Regions from separate parts of the Homo sapiens genome. Here region 2 is linked to region 1. Evidence: chromatin loops called from intact Hi-C (ENCODE). Cell type or tissue: breast epithelium. All regions are shown on one strand. Links, peaks and the distances in the headings refer to the core of each region. The heading gives the core; the rest is flanking DNA. Region 1 overlaps LOC105370982 (a long non-coding RNA gene). Region 2 has its middle 90 kb from the start of RGMA.

Evidence for each region. Peaks named below come from ENCODE experiments on the same cell type or tissue, not always from the same donor. Only the 100,000 strongest peaks of a DNase experiment are listed, where the experiment ranks them.
Region 2: it touches region 1 in a loop (7-fold over the local background); 1 of 110 quality-filtered maps calls a loop at or near these places.

The regions. Positions count from the first base shown.
Region 1 is chr15:93,276,282-93,279,189 of GRCh38, reverse strand. The region is part of intron 5 of LOC105370982 (a long non-coding RNA gene); the gene reads right to left. Among named protein-coding and RNA genes, the nearest start is that of RGMA, 190 kb to the right of the region's middle. RefSeq lists enhancers at 1-657, 658-1,540, 2,798-2,908. In breast epithelium, for the core only: no CTCF peak of the experiment used is centred there; no DNase peak of the experiment used is centred there.
Region 2 is chr15:93,178,141-93,181,048 of GRCh38, reverse strand. No RefSeq gene overlaps it. Among named protein-coding and RNA genes, the nearest start is that of RGMA, 90 kb to the right of the region's middle. RefSeq lists enhancers at 37-574, 575-1,113. In breast epithelium, for the core only: no CTCF peak of the experiment used is centred there; a DNase peak (open chromatin) is centred at 1,793.

The sequences.
Region 1 (2,908 bases), core at 276-2,775:
AGGCTTGTCTCTTCCAATTTTTCTATCCCTCTCCCCAATTTGCAGATGAGAAAACTAAGGCCCAGGAAGATTAGATAGAATACTGAGAGTCACAGAGCTGGGTGATCCAGGCCCAGGACACAAGTCCTTTCCCTACCAGTGAAAGAACTGCCTCCCTCTCGCTGCCTGCCTCTCCAGCTCACTCCCTCTTCTGTCTATTAAAAAGAGATTGATCCTCCCCTCTCCATCTAAGTCACAGTCATGCAGTCGCAGTGGCTTTCTTCACCCACAACAGAGCAAAAGTAGCCAGGAAATCAAGTGATGTGTCCCCTTGGGGATGGAGAGAGGAGAAATATCACTCAAGCTGGGCCAGGAAATCAACAGGTTTGTGTCAGGCCTCTGAGCCCAAGTCAAGCCATCGCATCCCCTGTGACTTGCACGTATATGCCCAGATGGCCTGAAGTAACTGAAGAATCACAGAAGAAGTGAAAATGCCCTGCCCCACCTTAACTGATGACATTCCACCACAAAAGACGTGAAAATGGCCGGTCCTTGCCTTAACTGATGACATTACCTTGTGAAAGTCCTTTTCCTGGCTCATCCGGGCTCAAAAAGCTCCCCCACTGAGCACCTTGAGACCCCCACTCCTGCCCACCTGAGAACAAATCCCCTTTGACTGTAATTTTCCTTTATCTCCCCAAATCCTATAAAACCGCCCCACCCTTATCTCCCTTCGCTGACTCTGTTTTTGGACTCAGCCCGCCTGCAGCCAGGTGATTAAAAGCTTTATTGCTCACACAAAGCCTGTTTGGTGGTCTCTTCACTCCGACGCGCATGAAAGTTTCAAAGTGAGGGAAAGGACAACAATGTTTTCACTCTGAATTCCCCAAGGACTTCAAATGGCTATGGCTGGGGAGATTTCCTGACCTAGCCACCCTGACCCCTGAGAAATGGCTGTGTTCATGGCCTGGAGAGGTGAGTAACTGAAGGATCGCAGGCCATCAAGCACCAGGCCTGAAGCCAAGCTGCACAGCTGCCATGGGGAGGGCTGGCTGGCTTCTCCGCTCTTGCAGGCCCACGATGACGGCGATGGTGACAGGACTCACTGGGCCACACTGCACTTGTCTCGGGAGGACAGCACCATGCCACCAGGAGCCAAGGGCATGGAAAAATAACGTTCTCCAGTTAGCCTAAGGCAAATGGGAGTCTAGCATTATGCGTATTTTAAAAGATATGACCTTATTCTGTACCCCAAGCTGGTGAAGTGAGAAATATGGATTGTATAAGTTAATGTCTAGACTCCCATCAGAGTATTTTAAACCCCTTTAGCCTCCATGTATGACCAGAAAGGACTAGTCTGAATTTAAAAAAAAAAAAAAAAAAAAAACACTTTTCCTACACCACAAATTATTAGGTAATGGAATAAACCTTTTTTTTTTCAAAAGTAACTTTTAATTTTAGAATGGTTTGGATTTACAGAAAAACTGCCACAATAGTACAGAGAGTTCCCATATACCCATAAACCTCAAGCAATTTTCCCCTGCTAATAATATCTTCTGTTAGTATGGTACATTCATTACAATTAATGAACCAATAGCAATGTATTATTGTTATTATTAACTAACATCCATACTTTATTCAGATAGCCTTAGTTTCTACCAATGTCCCTCCACTCTTGCAGGATACCACCCTGGACACCACATCACATTTAGGCATTGCCTCCTTCAGCTCCTCTTGGCCCTGACGGCTTCCCAGAGTGTCTTTGGTTTTGATGGCTTTTCAAATGTGAGAGGTATTGATCAGGCATTCTGCAGACTCTCCCTTCATCGGGATTGCTCTGATGTTTTCCTGGTGATTAGACTTGGGCGAGGGATTTAGGGAGGAAGACCTCAGAGATGAAGAGCCATTCCCATCCCATCGTATCAGGGCATGTACAGTTAGCATGGTTCGTTGCTCTTAACCTTGACCACCTGATTGAGGTGGTGTTTGTCAGGTGTCTCCACCGTACTCCTTTGGAGTTCCTCCTTCCACACTGTACTCTCTGGATGGAAGTCCCGATGCACAGCCCACATGAAAGGAGAGAGGAGTTACGCTCCACCTCCTCGAGGGCGGAATATTGACATGAATTATTTGGATTTCTTCTCACCGGGAGGTTTGAAAGAGACTGTTTTCTTTTTTTTCTTTTTTCTTTCTTTTTTTTTTTTTTTTTTTTTTTGAGACAGAGCTTCGCTCTTGTTGCCCAGATTGCAATGGCGTGATCTCCGCTCACTGCAACCTCCACCTTCTGGGTTCAAGCGATTCTCCTGCCTCAGCCTCCTGAGTAGCTGGGATTACAGGCATGCACCTCCACGCCCAGCTCATTTTGTATTTTTATTAGAGACGGGGTTTCTCCACGTTGGTCAGGCTGGTTTCTAACTCCGGACCTCAGGTGATCCGCCTGCCTCGGCCTCCCAAAGTGCTGGGATTACAGGTGTGAGCCACTGCGCCAACCTGAAAGAGACTGTTTTCTAAATGTAAGCTGAAATGACTCGTTTCACATCTGCATTTTTAGTAAATAGGTGTTGGAGTATATCAGGGGCTCTCGAACAGTGTTCCACAAAGCTGTGAGGTTCCAAGAAGAAAGTTAGAGGCTTCGGGAGGAAGCAGGCAGTGAGCAGGGCTCCAGCCTCGGTGCTCAGATTACCCAGAGCCAAGAGGAGGCTGAGGAGACGTGACATCTAAATGCGATGTGAGATCCAGGGTGGGGATCCAGGGGATCCCAACTATTATTGGCTTCTATTTTAAGTATTCACATGAAATGGATTTTGCAGAAAATAATTTTGCTTGTAAAAAATAAGCTTGCAATACTCCGAAAGGTTGACTGTGAATGCCTCTACTACTTCCAGTTACCTACCTTCTAATAACATCACGAGATCACGTATTACTCATT
Region 2 (2,908 bases), core at 283-2,782, 98 kb after region 1:
GAGACACAGTTCAGCACATGACCCCTGAATCATGGTTTGCAGCCCCCAGGAAAGAATGACACTTGTCACCCCCTCTGCCCATAAAGCAAGCCTGGAAGGTGAGGACAGCAGGCATTGTTATTTTTCTCTTCCCCACGGTTGCCCACACTTCCTGATGCTTGGAGGTGGCCCATCTCAGGTTACCGCTTTGCCTGGGGAGCTGGTGCAGCCAGAGTTGCAGCCCAGGCCTCGGATTCCACATTCTCTCCTCTTTTCAAGGCACAGCAAGAGACTGGAGAGACCAGTGCCTTTGCTCGATGTGACAAGTTAATAAAGTGTCCTCCTCTCTGGGCTGTAGTGCCAGTGTCTCCGCCGTGGGAACCTGGCAGTGTCTCTCCTGGCAGCCTCCACAGGCCCAGTGTCATTCTGGGACTCAGCACAGGTCTTCTCCATTTCTGCACCTGTACATTGCAGGTCACACCTGAGGATAGGACGACCTGAGGGCTGAGTGAGCTGACACGGTGAAGAGCTGCCAGCGCCTGCCCCAGTGGGGACTCCCTATTCTGTTCCGCATGCACCCAGGACTCCCCTTGAACACAGCAGTCTCCCCCTGCCTGGGGGACGGTGGGTCAGGGCCAACACTGTGCAAGAAGCCGTGGGAAGCCACCTCCACCCGCAACAAGCAGCTCAAAGCATCAGCAAGTCAAGAGCGTGGTTTTTAACTACAACAGGCAGAGAGGAAAGAGATGGTGAGTGTAAGGCTCTCACTCCCAGGCATTTACCAGGGCTCTGTGGTGCATCTCTTCCTTAGCTCACTCCTGGCCAGGATGTTCTTCCCTGACCCTGTTGCAGGTCACTGACGTCCCCAACCATGAGGACTTGTGATGGGCCCAGTGGGAGGTCGCAGCCAGGCACTATGATTGGGGGACTGAGTGGCTCTGAAAGATGTACCCTTCTTTCCCTTTCAGCTCAGAAGCAGCAGCCCCAGCTCTCGGCAGCTGGCTCCCTGCAAGCTGCTGCACACACGGCAAACCTCCTCTCCACGCCCGGCCCAGTGTGGTTCCCCCAGCAGATCAGGCCTGGCTGCCTCCGTGTCCACACCCTGACCTGCGGCTGAGGCCCATTTCTGTCTCCCGCGGTGATCCTACCTCCCAGCACGCTCCCATGTAGCTGTTGATTGTTCTCCTTCCCTTCCTCCCTTCCTCCCATCCTTTCTCCCTCTTCCCTGTCTGTGAATGGCATTTCTGGAGTGTGAGAGAGGCCCGGGACCGCAGGTATGTTTCCTGTCTGCCCGTTCTAATCAAAGGCAGATGCCTGCGGTGCGTCTGGCCTCGCAGAAGCGGAGAACCCATCCTCGGAGAGGGGCCAGAGGAGAACTGTGTGCTCCTTTATAGCTGCATGCTCGGGTAAGGGCTCTCTTTTTGCCTTTTACTATTTTAACTTCAGAAAGGCTACCCATCCTGTCTGGGGCTCCTGCCCTGCCTAGGACAGTAAGGTGGTATAGAATCGTCATCAGCTGTGAGCCCAGATAGTCCTGAGTTCAAATCCTGTGCCATCATTTCTTAGCTTCCCCTACCTTTCGTCCTCTGGAAAAAGGGGATGCTAGGTGAGGGACGAGGGAACAGTACAGCCACCAGCCCTGGCTTGCTGTTGGAGGGATGAGGCGGCAGAGCCCGCAGAAAGGTGGATACTTCATAGTGCCAGCCACGTTCCCGCCCCACCCCACAGTGCCCGAACCTGCAGGCGAGGCTGTAACCACGAGGAAAGCATCAGGGACCCGGTCACTCGTGCTCATGGACGACCTGCCCCTCCCAAGTCAAAGGTCGTCGCAGGAGAGCTGCCCGGGAAAGGAAGCGAAACCTGGCATTGTTCCAACAACCTCTTAGGCCCTGAATTTCTGTTTCTTAACAAAGTCACTGTTAGATTGTGTTGAAAAATAAGATCTAGGCTAACTTCCTTCTTGGGTCTTGGGACACTTTCTTGCTGTTATATGATCAAGGTGGGGGCTGCATAACTATTCCCCGCTGCACATACTCCCTCCCTTCCCCCTCAACTCCCTCCTTCCCCAACGCCCCCCACCCAGTGCAATCTACTTACTGTCTCTCCCACAGTGTTCCCCTAACAGGTTCCTGCTGGCACAAAGGGTCCCACCTTTGAAGACCTTTGGGTTTAAATCCCAGCTCAGTTCCTAACCAGCTGTGTGACATAGGAAAGTTGCTTAACCTCTCTGAGTCTCAGGATCGCCATCTGCAAAATCAAAGGGCTGATGGCAACATCTTCTTCTCAGGACTCATGGAAAATTAAACGAGCGCTGCTTCCAAAGATGTTTGTGCAGGGTGGAAACTCAGCACAGGGTCGTGTCCATTTCACAGCCTTCCAAGGGCTGCAGCCTAAATGTCTCCAGCCACGGGAGAGGATGACAGCTGCCCTTCTGTGGCAGGCCTTGGAGTAAAACTCCCAAACCATCCCCAGCCAGCAGAGGCTGCCCAGCCCAGCCCCTCCAGCAGGGCGGCTCCATAGACTACAGGGCAATACGGCCCAGAGGCTGTCCCTGTCCACTCCTGTTGCGCCAAGCTGGCTCCGGGAGGGGCTGGTGACTGGGAAAGATGCTACAGACACAAGTTTGATTTTTCATTAAATCCTCTAAACATTGTGAAAGGAAAATAAATATTGGGACCCCAAAATCACTAAGCCAAAGGATAAAGTCAAGCTGGGAACTGCTTAGGGCAAACCTGCCTCCCATTCTATTGCTAAAAAAAAAAGATGGCTACTAAGATTCAAAAGCTACATACCTCCCTCACAAGGAATTTCCTTCTGGACAAATGACAGACAGAACTCAAAGTCATCCCTCTGCTCGCCGAGATAAATGCATATCTGATTGCCTCCTTTGGAAAGGCTCATCAGAAACTCAAAAGAGTTTCACTGGGCT